Regions from separate parts of the Homo sapiens genome. Here region 2 is linked to region 1. A link is an interaction called in ENCODE POLR2A ChIA-PET data of the cell type or tissue named here. Cell type or tissue: Panc1. All regions are shown on one strand. Each heading gives the region's core, and the rest is flanking DNA. Links, peaks and the distances in the headings are about the cores only.

Region 1 (8,280 bases), core at 1,979-6,978:
CCCCCCAGCCCACCCACCACAGGCAATTACTAGCCCTAGTTGATAGGTGAGGTGGGTGAAGAAGGCTGGAGGTGACATGTCCGAGGTCACACAACAAAGCAGCATGCAGGAACTAGAAACACATCTTCAGCCTCCTCCTGGGCCAGCTCTTGTGCTACAGGTGGGGCGGAGCCAGCCCCTCACCTTCCTGGTTCCCTGAGGGTCCTCAGGGTGGAGGACAGGTTTGGCCCAGAAAGACTAGCCAGAGGCCTGATGGTCCCAGGTGGCTCTGGATATACTTTGGATATGGATTTAAATGGTCTCTAAGAGCCGGGGGTAGGGGGCAGGAAAAGTGGGTTGTCTTTGCCCCTCAAAGTCCACCTACCTAGAAACCAAGCCCACGGTCTTGGCCGTGACCCTGATAATAAATGGGCTCTCTCAGAGGCGCCAGCCCCTCCCTCCCCAGCCGGAGGCGTCATCTCTCTTCTGTACCACTAGAGGGAGCTCTGATGCAGCTGGAGAGCAGCGCTCAAGGCTCTCGCCCCTCCCCTCCCTAACCCTTACCTTCAGTCTCCACCAGCCTGAAGGGCCTCCTAGGGGATCCTCAGGCGGCCCCCACCAGGGCACACCCTACTGTCCTTGTGCCTCACGCCCCCTCCTCATCCTGCACCCCTTCCATCCCACCTTCCCTTTCAATAAACAGCTGGGATGGATACTGACTTTGTTTCCTTTCTCCCTGGCCACTGGGGCGTGGGGAGGAGAAAGACACAGACTCAGGAGCACCTACTGTGTGCTGGGCACGACCCATTATTTCTCATTCGCTCCTCAGGATAACCTGTTGAGAAAGGAATTATTGTCTTCTTTTTTTTTTTTTTAAGATGTTGTCTCGCTCTGTCGCCCAGGCTGGAATGCAGTGGGGCGATCTTGGCTCACTGCAACCTCTGCCTCCTGGGTTCAACCAATTCTCCTGCCTCAGCCTCCCAAGTAGCTGATATTACAGGTGCACGCCACCACGCCTGGCTAATTTTTGTATTTATAGTGGAGACGGGGTTTTACCATGTTGGCCAGGCTGGTCTTGAACTCCTGACCTCAAATGATCCGCCTGCCTCGGCCTCCCAAAGTGCTGGGATTACCGGGTGAGCCACCTTACCCAGACTTATTGTCTTCATTTTACAGATGCGGTAACTGATGATCAGAGAGGTGAGTGATTTATTTTTTATTTTTATTTTTAATTCTTTTTTATTTTTTTCGAGACGGAGTCTGGCTCTGTCACCCAGGCTGGAGTGCAGTGGCACGAGCTCAGCTCACTGCAAGCTCCGCCTCCCGGGTTCATGCCAGTCTCCTGCCTCAGCCTCCCAAGTAGCTGGGACTATGAGTAGCTGGGACTACAGGTGCCTGCCAACACACCCAGCTAATTTTTTGTATTTTTAGTAGAGACAGAGTTTCACCATGTTAGCCAGCATGGTCTCAAATCTCCTGACCTCGTGATCCGCCCGCCTCGGCCTCCCAAAGTGCTGGGATTACAGGCGTGAGCCACCGCGCCCGGCCTATTTTTAATTCTTTTTATTTCAGTAGCCTTTGGGGTCAAAGTGGGTTTTGGTTACATGAATTAGTTCTATAGTGATTCTGAGATTTTAGTACACCTATCACCTGAGCAGTGTATACTGTACCCAATACGCAGTTTTTTATCCCTCATCCCCTCCCAACCTCCCTGGACTCAGTCCCCAAAGTTCGTTATATCACTCTGTATGCCTATGCATCCTCATAGCTTAGCTTCCGCTTATATAAGTGAGAACCTACCGTATCTGGATTTCCGTTCCTGAGTTACTTCACTTAGGATAATGGCCTCCAGCTCCACCCAAGTCCTGCAGTGGATTTAAATGCTCAGCCTAGGGCCTGGAGGGGTGGCTGGGCCAGGCGAGGTGGCTCACGCCTGTAATCCCAGGACTTTGGGAGGCCGAGGTGGGTGGATCACCTGAGGTCAGGAGTTCAAGACCAGCCTGGCCAACATGGTAAAACCCCATAACTACTAAAAATACAAAAATTAGCTGAGCATGGTGGTGCATGCCTGTAATCCCAGCTACTCGGGAGACTGAGGCAGGAGAATTGCTTGAACCCGGGTGGTGGAGGTTGCAGTGAACCAAGTTCACACCATTGCACTCCAGCCTGGGCAACAGAGCAAGCCTCTGTCTCAAAAAAAAAAAAAAAAAGTGCTTAGCCTGATTGGCCTATTGCCTGAGTGTGGAGCTCCTGTCTTTGGGTGGGAAGGAGATTTCTCAGCCACCTTGAGAACACACTTCCTCTAGTTCTGAAAGGAATGTGAGGGCCAGGGTGTGGGAGAGGGGGCTGAAGCCAAAGGTAAGATCTTTTCCAGGCCTGGAAGAGTAATTAACCCCTTTTGGCACTCACCAGGGGCTGGGCCTTGTTCTTAGTGCCTTACAGAATTCGGGAATTCATTTAACCAGGACGACAACCTCTGAGGTGGCGGCTATTATTCTCAAACCTAGTTTTTCCTAAACTCCAGGCTTGCGTTCCCATCTGCATTCACCTGGATGTTGAATTTAAACTCAACTATCTCAAACTGTTCTCCTTGTTACCACCCCTCCCTGACCAAACCTGCCTCTACTATGCTGCCCACGTCTTAGAGAGTAGCGTCCCCATTCTTCTGGCTGCTCCAGCCAAAACCTCCTCTCTTTCCTCACACCCTGTATCCAATCCATCAGCAAGTCCTGTCAACTCAACCTTGGAAATATATCCTGTACCCAACTACACCTCGACATCCCCGTGGCTGATTCCATGGTCTGAACCACCAGCGACCAGCGCCTCGATCTGGATCATTGCACCAGCTTCCCCCGGTCTCCTGGCTTCTGAGTTTTGAACCCCACCCTACTCCACGCCTTGACTCCCCAAGTCTAATTACTACACAGTAGCCAGACAGATCTTGTTAGAACATAAACTAGGTCATGTTCCTCCTCCGCTCCAAACCTTCCCATGGCTCCCACCTAACTCAGAGTAGCCAAAACCCTCCCTGTGGCCTCCAAGGCCCTACACAATTTGCTGATTTCCACTCCCCCCGCACTTTCCTCTGTAACCCCAACTCCCACCACTCTCCAGGTTCCTGTGTCCTCTCCAGCCAGGATCCTGACTCAGGGCCTTTGCCTCACTGTTCCCTCTGCTGGGGTACTCCTCCCCAGTTGACGACATGGGCAGTTCCTTCAAGTCGTTGCTCAAACATCACCTTCTCAGCAAGGCCTTCCCTGAGCAGCCTATTAGAATTGCAACCAGGCCAGGCGCAGTGGCTCAAGCCAGTAATCCCAGCACTTTGGGAGGCCGAAGCAGGTGGATCTCCTAAGGTTGGGAGTTCGAGACCAGCCTGACCAACATGGAGAAACCCCGTCTCTACTAAAAATACAAAATCACCCAGGCATGGTGGCACATGCCTGTAATCCCAGCTACTCGGGAGGCTGAGGCAGGAGAATCACTTGAACCTGGGAGGCGGAGATTGTGGTGAGCTGAGATCGCACCATTGCACTCCAGCCTGGGCAACAAGAGCGAAACCCCATCTCAAAAACAGGAAAAACAAAAAACAAAAAAATGCAACCATGCCGGCCAGGTGGAGTGGCTCACACCTGTAATCCCAGCACTTTGGGAGGCCAACGTGGGCAGATCACCTGAGGTCAGGAGTTGGAGACCAGCCTGGGCAACATGGTGAAACCCTATCTCTACTGAAAATACAAAAATTACCCAGGCATGGTGGCACGTGTCTGTAATCCCAGCTACTTGAGAGGCTGAGGCATGACAATCACTTGAACTCGGGAGGTGGAGGTTGCAGTGAGCCAAGATCGCGCCATTGCATTCCAGCTTGGGCGACAGAGCGAAACTCCATCTCAAAAAAATAAAAGGAAGCTAACACAGAGTATAAATGGTGCAGGCAGTTTGACAATATCAAAATAGAAAATACACATGCCCTTTGATTTCTCCCTCTTATGCAGGTGGATCTATAGATTCAACTCTACATGTTGGAACACTATAGTATTATTTGTAATTAAAGCATTTGGAAACAACCTAAATGCTCATGGTAGGGGACTATTAATAAAATACGGTAAGGCTGAGTGCAGTGGCTCACGCCTGTCATCCCAGTACTTTGGGAGGCCAACGCAGGAGGATCACTTGAGGCCAGGAGTTCAAGACCAACCTGGGCAACATAGGGCAACATAGCAAGGCCCCATCTCTACAAAAAATTAAAAATTAGCTGGGCATGGTGGCACACGCCTGTAGTCTCAGCTATTAATATTTGGGAGGCTGAGGCAGGAGGATCACACCACTGCACTTTAGCCTGAATACTGAGTAACAAAGCAAAACCCTGTCTCTCTTAAAAAAAAAATTGGGGGGAAGGACAAGTCTTTTTTCTTTTCTTTTCTTTTCTTTTCTTTTTTTTTTTTTTTTTGAGATGGAATTTCACTCTTGTTGCCCAGGCTGGAGTGCAATGGTGTGATCTCGGCTCACGGCAACCTCCGCCTCCTGGGTTCAAGCAATTCTGCTTCAGCCTCCCGAGTGGCTGGGATTATAGTCATGCGCCACCACACCTGGCTAATTTTGTATTTTAGGTAGAGACGGGGTTTCTCCATGTTGGTCAGGCTGGTCTTGAACTCCCAACTCCTGGCCTCGGCCTCCCAAAGTGCTGGGATTAGAGGTGTGAGCCACCGTGCCCAGCCAGGACAAGTCTTCTTACAGAAGAATTCCAATTAGTAAATGTAGAAGGATTGAGAGAAATTGAAAAATCATCATTAGAACACCGGAATAATAATTGCTGCAGGCAACATCTACCAATGAACAATAAAATGAGTGGGTGAAACTTTAAGGAGAAACAAGGTTTTTTTTTTAGAAACGGGATCTTACTACATTGTCCAGGCTGGTCTGGAACTCCTAGGCTCAATGGGATCCTCCCACCTCATGCTCCCCAGTAGCTGCTACTACAGGCACATACCACCCCACCAGGCTTGAAACAAAATATTTGCATAGCCTCAAAGTATCTATCCCCAAATATGTATTAATTAGTATGGTGGTTTTAACATATGCATACATGTTCTTTGATGCTCTGCCATCTAGGAAATGGAGCTTAATTTTTCTCCTCTTGAGTGTGGGCTGGACTCAGCAACTTGCTTCTAACAAGTAGAATGTGGAAAGGCAAAAACAGTGACTTCACAGTGGAAAAATCTGGCAGACACCACCTTAACCAAATGAAGGCTGGCACCACCAGTCAAAAGTCTTGTTGATATCACAGCCTCTGAAATGATGTGGTGAGAAGGGCACTTGGCCTGAGTGGCATTCTTCCCCCAAATCCGTAACGTCAGCCTAATCATGAGAAGACCCATTCTACAAAAGATCTGACCAGCACTCTTCAAATGTGTCCAGGTCACGAAAGACAAGGAAAGGACAAGAAACGGTCTCAGGTTGGAGGAGACTAAGGAGACGTGGCTGAAGGATACACAGGATCTCCCTGTACTGTCCATGTAACTCTTCAATAAATCTACAATTATTTCAAAATAGCAAAAAATACGATTGCTGGCCGGGCACAGTGGCTCACGCTTGTAATCCCAGCACTTTGGGAGGCCAAGAAGGGCAGATTACTTGAGGTCAGGAGTTTGAGATCAGCCTGGCCAACATGGTGAAACCCTGTCTCTACTAAAAATGCAAAAATTAGCTGGGCGTGGTGGCATGTGTCTGTAATTCCAGCTGCTCGAGTAGCTGAGGCAGGAGAATGGCGTGAACCCGGGAGGCGGAGCTTGCAGTGAGCCGAGATTGCGCCACTGCACTCCCGCCTGGGCCACAGAGCGAGACTCCGTCTCAAAAAAAAAAAAAAAAAAATTACTGTGGTCAAGATGGAATAACAGGGATCTGGTTTAACACACCCCAAAAAGGACCTAAGAAAGGACCATTCCCTCTCCTCTCTGAGGTGGGAAGATCTGGGAAGGAGAGGAGGCTGACCAGTGGGGTCTACCTTCTGCTCCACCCCTCTTCTATCCAAGAGTCTGAGCACCCAACCCCCACACCACCCTGGAGGCTCCCGCCCTCGTGCTGAGTCTGGCATGCCCTCCCCATCCCTACTGGCCCAGGGGACTAGGTTAGCTCAGAGAAGCCCTTCTAACTCACCCACAACTGGACCAAAGAAGGATTGATCTGGGGCCACTGCCTGGTCCCTGGGAGCACTGTGCTAGGGCAGGGGGCTGAGATGCCCCAGGGTAAGAGACAGAACAGTGATTTTTTTTTTTCTAAGACAGAGTTTCGCTCTTATTGCCCAGGCTGGAGTGCAATGCGCGATCTTGGCTCACCGCAATCTCCGCCTCCCAGGTTCGAGCGATTCTCCTGCCTCAGCCTCCCGAGTAGCTGGGATTACAGGCATGTGTCACCACGCCCCCCGGCTAATTTTGTACTTTTAGTAGACACAGGGCTTCTCCATGTTGGTCAGGCTAGTCTCAAACTCCTGACCTCAGGTGATCCTCCCACCTTGGCCTCCCAAAGTGCTGGGATTACAGGCATGTGCCACCGCACCCGGCCAAAAACAGTGATATTCATATAGATGGGGGAGGGATTAATGGGGGTGGAGTGAGAGAGAGCCTGCTGGAGCAGTCCGAAAGGCAGGCATTCCTTCTGTTCAGCAACATTCCTGCCCCCACAATCTCCTCCCACAACTTATATCTAGTGCAGGCTGAGAGTGAATCTGTCTGCCAGTGTTCAAGCCACTGTGTGAACCTGAGTTTCTTAACCGTTCTGAGTGTCAGGAGTTTTTTTCATCTCCAAAATAGGAGCAACAAGGATACCAATCCCTTGAGATTGTATGAAGCTTAATGCACTTAACACAGCACCTGGCACGTAGACATGCTCCCTAAATGCCAGCTGTTATTATGAAAGAGAGAAGTCTGAGGTTCAGAACTAGCAGGCAACACATAATCTATAATGATGGATGGCTCAGACAGGGTCCTGTCCTATAGGGACTCACAGTCTAGTGGAAAGGACAGTCCTGTGGACAGCAAATGGCAATATACCTGGGTAAGTACTGTAATAGAATAACAAAGTAATATCCTATCACGGGGCAGTCACGGGGGCAGTGAGAGACAAGCGCTTGTCCATGCCAGGCTCTGTACTCAGTCCATCACATACATTAGGTCTTGCAGTCCTCATACCACCATAAGGTGGTTACCATTATCTCCAATTCACAGAAAAGCAAACAGTATGGAGTGTTTAAGCGTCCTGTCCGAGATGGCATAGCTAGTGGAGCTGAAATTTGAACCCAAGTAATCCAGGTCCAGAATGCCCCGGATGCAGAAATGACCACACAGATTCTACCAATGAACTAACCTGATAAGGTTGGAGGTCATACTCATAACCCCTCACACAGGTCCACACAGACACAGGCAAGCACACCCATGTCTATTCAGATACACACCAATTCCTGTCTATGACGAGCGCTCAGAAAATCCTCCACAACACCACACCAGGAATGATGTGCATTTTGAGAAAAAAAAAAATCAGCTCTGAAGACCTCACAGACACATGCAGTGAAATGTAAATGGAGGGACCCACCCAAGTTCTTGAATAGCACATTACATGCCTGGATGCACATCAGCGGGCATGTAAATGATGACGAGGAGGTCTGCAGACACTGACACGCTGCATTTGCACTCACTCTGCTACTGAATTTTTTAGCAGCTACATTTACTGAGCACCTACTGTATGTAAGGAAAGATAAAGCAGCCGGGAGCTGTGGCTCACGCCTGTAATCTCAGCGCTTTGGGAGGCCAAGGCAGGTGGATCACCTGAGCTCAGGAGACCAGCCTGGCCAACATGGTAAAACCTTGTCTCTACTAAAAATAATACAAAAATTAGCTGAGTGTGGTGGCATGCACCTGTAATCCCAGCTACTCAGGAGGCTGAGGCAGGAGAATCGCTTGAACCCAGGAGGTGGAGGTTGCAGTGAGCCAAGATCACGCCATTGCACTCCAGCCTGGGTGACAGAATGAAACTCTGTCTCAAAGAAAAAAAAAAAAAAAAGTAAAAAAGATAAAGCTCAGAGAAGTGAAGTGGCTTGCCCAAAGTCAAATGGCTGAGATTCAAACCCTGGCCCTATAATATTAGGCAACGGTGTCTCCCTCCACCACTGTGCAGATGCATCCATGAGTGAAGAGATGTGCTATGGCTGGATTCCCTCATTGACATTCCCTGTGACCTTGGACATGGCATGGCCTTGTCTGGCCCACATTCTCATGTTGAGTCCATTCACAGGTGTGCTCCATGGATGTG
Region 2 (7,226 bases), core at 479-5,478, 130 kb after region 1:
GTCAAAGCTCATGTGCTCTTACACCATGCTGTCTTGATAGCTGGCAGCTTTCAAAATTACTGAAAGTCAATTTGAATGGGGAAAGAGCATTTTCTAAGATAAAATTGTGTTTTGGAATTTATTTCCATTTGATTTCTTCCACCTCTCTAATCATGTTTTTGTGTGTGTGTGTGTGTGTGTGTGTGTGTGTACACACAGGTAATACATTCACATGGTTCAAAATACAAAAGGTTCAAAAAAGTATACAAAGGCCAGGTGCAGTGTCTCACGCCTGTAATGCCAGCACTTTGGGAGGCCAAGTTGGGCGGATCACCTGAGGTCAGGAGTTCAAGACCAGCCTGGCCAACATGGTGAAACCCCATCTCTACTAAAAATACAAAAATTAGCTGGGCGTCATGGCGGGCGCCTGTAGTCCCAGCTACCTGGGAGGTTGAGGTGGGAGAATCGCTTGAACCCGGGAGGCGGAGGCTGCAGCAGCTGAGATTGTGCCACTGCACTCCAGCCTTGGCCACAGAGCAAGACCTTGTCTCCAAAAAAAAAAAAAAAAAAAAAAAAAAAAAAAAAAAAAAAAAAAATATATATATATATATATATATATATATGAGAACATTATTATACATTCTTCTCCACTCCTCTTAGACATGGCTCTGCATCTCACTTTTTCTTTTGAGACAGAGTCTCACTCTCACCCAGGCTGGAGGGCAACGGTGCGATCTCGGCTCACTGCAACCTCTGCCTCCCAAGTTCAAGCGATTATCTTGCCTTAGCCTCCAAGTAGCTGGGATTAAAGGCGCCGCCGCCACGCCCAGCTAATTTTTTGTATTTCCAGTAGAGACAGGGTTTCGCCATGCTGGCCAGGCTGGTCTCGAACTCCTGACCTCAAGTGACCCACCCGCCTCAGCCTCCCAAAGTGCTGGGATTACAGGCATGAGCCACTGCACCTGGCCCTGCATCTTGCGTTTTAAATTTCACATTATTATATTGGAGTTGGAGATCTAACAGAACATGAAACTCTTATTCTACTGGCTGCACCACATTCCATTAAATGGATATACCATAACTGATTTAACCAGTTTCCTACTGATAGCTATTCTCAATGTTTTGTTATTACAAATAAGGCTACAAGTAAGTTTGGATATACATTACTCTGTACAGAGGTAGGATACTCAAGGGGTAAATTCTAGAAGGCAGTTAGTTCTTTTCTTAAAAAAGAGGAGGGCAACAGCAATTATTTGAGGATATGTAAGTAAATGCCTTCACTACCAGATATGCACCCACTTGGATGTTGCCTATATGTATAATTCTTATGCTATGTGCCTGTAGTTCCTTTGGAATAACTGGGTACTCTATAAAAATTCACTGTGCGTCACAATGATCCAATAATGGAAAACCATTTTACTTATGTTTTTACAACTGATAGGCACTCTATAGTTGCTCTGGCACATGTCACGGAACTGTCCTTGTACACATACACACCTATGTATAAACCCCACCTCTATACCCCATTTCTTAACATTGTTTCTAAGGGCCATGTAACTACTGTCATTTCAAACTATAAGATGAAATGGTGTATTTTTCCTTTTCATGGCTTGGCACTTTCAAGCCCCTATGCCAAAAATTTTCAGCCAGGAATGCTGAGATTCTAGCCTAGAAGGGGATACCCTACTCAAGACAGTATCACTAAAGTATACCAAATGTCAAGCATGCTGAAACCTGGTTAAAAAAAAGTCACAAGGCCACCAGTACGGAGAAGAGAAGGTATACAAGAAATCAGACCACAAAGCTAAGAACAGTAATTGACTTCCACATTTTTTTAAAGAAAATTTACCAATGAACTGACCTGACATCATATTGGCGCTGCTGACGGGCGTACTGCCCCCTGGCATGCTAGATGAACCCATTCGAGCCTGGTCCTTCACAACAGTGTCTAGAAAAGAGACAAAAAGGCTAGGTTCTGTTTTGCTTGAAAGATTAAACTAATGGTCTGGAAGCCTGAAAGCAGCCAGCTTCATTCTTTGCAATTTATATATACTCTACATTATTCCCCAAAGAACTTAAGGTGGCAATTGCCTTCACCATGAATTAGACAAGTGGTAAAAAGCAGAAATAGCTTTCCTATCAAACTGTGGTAAAAGCTAACCTTTCAATCAAATGGTAGAAAGATGAGGTAATTATTTATAGCAGAGCGAATTTAATGAAGCCCTGGTCCTGTTGAGGTTTAATGGAGACAAGACACTGTAACTCGGCAAAGACGGTAATATATTACCAGTGTGTCCACAGCCCAGTACCAAGTAGGCCAAAGCTATAGGTCCATGTAGCTTAGGGCTATGACCACATTCTCTATCCCAATCAGCCTATCTATCTGCTTCAGGTATTGGGCAAAAGTATAAATGATTCAGTACAAAACCATCACACCGAAGGAAAAATGTCATGTTGCAGCTAACATCACAGTGCAGATGGGGTGGGTCTCAGTGGTATTTTCACTTAGGATGGCACAGGTGGCTATACTCACAAATCTAAGTCAAGGTGTTCATACAATTTTAAGATTTGTAAGCCTCATTAGCTCTTTCCAACGAATGATTACTAGGGACAGGAAAGATACAGGGCTGTGTATTCTAATTCAACCATTCCAGACTGAGGCACTGAGAAGTGTCATCCTCACAGTATGAAAAGAGTTTATTTAGGAATGCTCTTGTGTCATGTATTCTGTTACAGAAGAATTCTTCCAGTAATTCTGCAATGTAGTTGCCATCACTATCCCCACTGGAAGAATCTGAGGCTCAGTGTGGGTGAATTAACTTTGCAGCAAGCTGACAGGAGCTGGGATTACGACTCTGTTCTATAGGACTCTGCGCCTGCACAAACTCTGTGGGCTAGATATCTGGACTCACAGAAATAGGGGTGCTCCATTGCCTCTCTTGCAGTAAGCCGTGACTGGTGGTCATATCGCAGCAGTTTGTCCAGGAAATCCAAGGCCTCAGGGCTGACAAGGTGCTGATTTTCACTGTGGACAAAGCGTTCCCATCGCTTTCGAGAGTGTCTGCAGGACCAAAAGAGGGCATGAGAAATGGGCCACGTGGGCACAGAAGCCCAACATTTCATTCCTACATTTTTCTTAGTGGCTAACAGCCCAGACAAAAGCAAAGAGGGATCCAAACTCAAGAGGGTAGTCTTGCACCGCTCTGCCACTGAGTGGGACAACAAAGCTAACTGGAGACTGGAAACAACATAGCTAGAGTGAAAAAAGACATCTGAGTCCTCTCAATTTTAAGAAACATAATTCAGGTTACTTGACAGGACGTGACCGCTTCTGTGTAGCAAGGAGGGTCAGGTGGCTGAGCTCACCAGGCCTATTTCCCATCCCCACACATATTCCTGGCATCTCTGCCAATTGGCCAGCAAAAGCCTTTGCATCAGGAAAGTCCATCTCCTCCTGTTGAGTGGTTAAGTGTATAAGTACTATATCTAGTCACTACTGTTAAGAGTCGGTTGTCTGCATATAGCCTTTTTTTTTTTTTTTTTGGAGACAGGGTCTCACTCTGTTGCCCAGACTGGAGCGCAGCCACATGTTCATTGCTCTCTGTAGCATTCCCTCCTGGGCTCAAGGGAAGCTCCTGCCTCAGCTTCCTAGTAGTCTGGACTACTGCCACACATCACCATGCATGGAGTCGAGGGTCTCATTATGTTGTCCAGGCTGGTCTCCAACTCCTGGGCTCAAGTGATCCTCCTAAAGTTCTGGGATTACAGATATGAGCCACCGTGCCCAGCCTGCACATCAGTCTTAAAGCATGCATTTTCTACTTCAATTTCTTTCTCTTGGAGAGAGGTTTTTCACTTAAAGAAGCAAGGTAAATTTTGATTTTTGCCTCAACTGTAACCCTTCTACTAGAATCTACATTCATTTTGTAGGAATCCTCTAGCTATAACCCCTCCATCAGACTCCTGTAAGTTAATTTGAATAAAGGGCCATTCAATCCAATGCCTTTATCAGAGGCCTGCTCAATGCAGCATCCTGTGGCACTGGACCACTGACATCCTGACAGTGCTGGCAAAGAAAACATAACTATTTTGAAGATCCTAAGTGCCAGTTCACTCTCAAAGTGCTTAAGCCACAGATGCACATATTTTGTTTCATGACTTACCTGCCCAAGATATCATTGAAACGTGGATCTAATTCAATGTTGTATTTGTCAATATAGTCATATAAATCTTCTGTCCCCAGAACCTTGGCTATCCTCACCAACTAGTATTAAAGAAAGACAAAAACCCATATCACAAGCATATTATATTAACAAATCAACAATTAACAATGATTGAATTTACATAAACGGGTCATCATGTCTACAGGTATGAATGCTACCTCCTAACAGTTTAGACTTCAACTCAATGTGATAGTGTTAGAAAAAGCAAACTACTTTATAAACTGGTTTCTTCCTCTTGAAATGTCACCCTGGTGAACCCTTATTTTTCTCCCCTCAAAACCCAATTGAAGATGTCACTTCTTTTGGGAAGCTCCCATTGCACACTCAAACTACTCACCACTACTGCCTTTTGTGCCTTGTCCACATTTCTACTCTGAAGTTATGACTGTAACCTATTTTGTTGTATGTTTGACTCCCTTACAAGATCAGCTATGAACTATCTGAGGGGAAGAAAACTATTCTTTCTTTTTTCTGTATTCCTCAGTACTGCATGCACTTGATACAGAGTTATTGACTTTAATGGAATTCAGGTTGTATTCTTTGACTCATTAAAATTGGACATGGTGCTCAAAGGGAACAAGACAATGGTACCTTCCACAAGGTCCTAGAATCATTCCAGGTTCTTGTGAATGAAAGAGCCCTTTGATCTTCAAGGGGGAAGTGGAGTTAGTTTAAGAAACATCTGTAACTCAACCCATATAAAGAGCCAAAAGGATCACAGAAATACCACATATGGGCTCACATATTGGAGAAAACACCATATTGGAGATAAGGGTTTATTAGGAGAATTCTAAGGTAATGTCCTATTTTAAAAATCTGGATGACAATTTATATGTATTCTTCACAATAAAATAAGCAATGCAAATGACAAAGACTAGGGGGGAATGTCTGATTTCAAAAGGCTAAGCTGGTAGCTCCCGAAACATCAATCTAAGGATCAATATCGGGGTGGCTGAATAAACAGTGAACTGAAAGTTACAGGCAGTGCTGGCTATCATTGCATTAGGCCAGTACATTTTTCAATGGGTATAACATATATTACCTGATCATAATTGTCATGTCCATGGAAAAATGGCTCCTTCCGAAAGATCATACTTGCCAGCATACAACCCAAACTCCACATATCCAAACTATAATCGTACATCTGCATAAAAGTAAACTCACTGTTATTATCTGTGAATCCTCAGGCTTGTCACTTCAAAATAAAAAATTAATTTTTAAAATTAAAAAAAAATCACTCCACTGACTCAAAATCAAAACACTAATAACATCTTCATATATTTCTTTTTAGTCTTTCTTTTTTTTTTTTTTGGAGACAGAGTCTCACTCTGCTGCCCATGCTGGAGTGCAGTGGCGCAATCTTGGCTCACCACAACCTCCGCCTCCCGGGTTCAAGCAATTCTCCTGCCTCAGCCTCCTGACTAGCTGGGACTACAGGCGCGTGCCACCATGCCTGGCTAATTTTGTATTTTTAGTAGAGACGGGGTTTCACTACGTTGGCCAGTGGTCTCAAACTCCTGACCTCATGATCTGCTCGCCTCAGGTTCCCAAAGTGCTAGGATTACAGGCATGACCCACCGTGCCTGGCTAGTTTTTTCTTTTTTTTTTTTTTTTAGTTTTTTTTTTAGTTTTTTCTTTTATGCATCTTTCACTCGGTTTTAAAACAATTTTTACTTTTTTTTTTTTTTTTTGAGACAGAGTCTTGCTCTGTCGCCCAGGCTGCAGGGGTGTGATCTTGGCTCATTGCAACTCAGCTTCCCAGGTTCAAGCAATTCTCTGCCTCAGCCTCCTGAGTAGCTGGGATTACAAGCGCCCACCACCGCGCCTGGCTAATTTTTTTGTATTTTTAGTAGAGACAGGGTTTCACCATCTTGGCCAGGCTGGTCTTGAGCTCCTGACCTTGTGATCCACTTGCCTTGGCCTTTCCAAGTGCTGGGATTATAGGCGTGAGCCACTGTGCCTGGCTCTTTTTTTTTTTTTTTTAAAGACACAGGGTCTTGCTCTGTTGCCCAGGCTGGAGTGTAGTGGCGTGATCATAGCTCACTGCAGCCTCCAACTCCTGGGCTTAGGCCTCCTGAGTAGGTAGGATTACAGGCATACACCACTATGCTCAGCTAATATACATACTATTTTGAATTGTTTTCTTCACTTACATGAAAAAAAAAAAAAAAAAACCTCCAAATTGTTAGCCCATGGAGACCATCTAATGTGTATCATTAGTATTTTATTACATAAATGTTTCAGAATTCAATCTTTAATTTTCCTATAATAGGACAGTGTTCTGTTTTTCACAATTATTAGTAATACTGTAAAAACTATTTTTATGCATAAAATGCTTTTTGAACTCAGGGCTATAGCCTTAAGACCCCAAGAAAGAAATTCCTACAAGAACAAAAAGTCTGAAACTTTTAAAATCAACTGATAATAACCTGGAAAGACTGGGCATAAAAGATACTCCCAAGAAAACTTCAGATTTTTAAACACTTGGCAAATCTATTATTAATTTGGTTCCTTTCTCCTTTTTCTGTGAGGAGAAAGAAGGCTTTTTGGGGGAGCTGGGGAGAAGACCTTTTTATTTAGTATACAATTCAGAAGAACAAGAAAACATTCTTGAATTTACTCTGAAGATTGGTTAAACTTAGTTACAGGATGGGCATGGTGGCTCATGCCTGTAATCTCAGCACTTTGGGGAGCCAAGGTGTGAGGATGGGTTGTGCCCAGGAGTTTGAGATCAGCCTGGGCAACATAGTGAGACTTTCTCTCTACACACAAAAAAATTAAAAATTAGCTGGGTGTGGTAGTGCACGCCTGTAGTCCCAGCTACTCAGGAGGCTAAGCTGGAAGGATCACTTGAGCCCAGAAGTTCGGGGCTGCAGTCAGCTATGATCATGGCATTGCACTCCAGCCTGGGCAACAGAGCAAAACCCTGCCTCAGAAAACAAACAAAAGGCCGGGCGTGGTGGCTCACGAGGGCAGGAGATCGAGACCATCCTGGCTAACACAGTGAAACCCAGTCTCTACTAA

What was found. Peaks named below come from ENCODE experiments on the same cell type or tissue, not always from the same donor. Only the 100,000 strongest peaks of a DNase experiment are listed, where the experiment ranks them.
Region 2: POLR2A ChIA-PET joins it to region 1 with 9 read pairs; 16 of 35 experiments call an interaction of 5 or more read pairs at or near these places.

Annotation. Positions count from the first base shown.
Region 1 is chr20:354,171-362,450 of GRCh38, forward strand. NRSN2 (neurensin 2) reads left to right here. Exons shown (of 5, transcript NM_001323682.2): 5 at 1-692. Among named protein-coding and RNA genes, the nearest start is that of NRSN2, 11 kb to the left of the region's middle. RefSeq lists a silencer at 2,075-2,369. In Panc1, for the core only: no CTCF peak of the experiment used is centred there; no DNase peak of the experiment used is centred there; H3K27ac peaks cover 2,740 bases.
Region 2 is chr20:484,536-491,761 of GRCh38, forward strand. It overlaps CSNK2A1 (casein kinase 2 alpha 1), which reads right to left. Exons shown (of 14, transcript NM_177559.3): 10 at 5,245-5,346; 11 at 4,143-4,243; 12 at 2,892-3,040; 13 at 1,841-1,927. Among named protein-coding and RNA genes, the nearest start is that of TBC1D20, 26 kb to the left of the region's middle. In Panc1, for the core only: no CTCF peak of the experiment used is centred there; no DNase peak of the experiment used is centred there.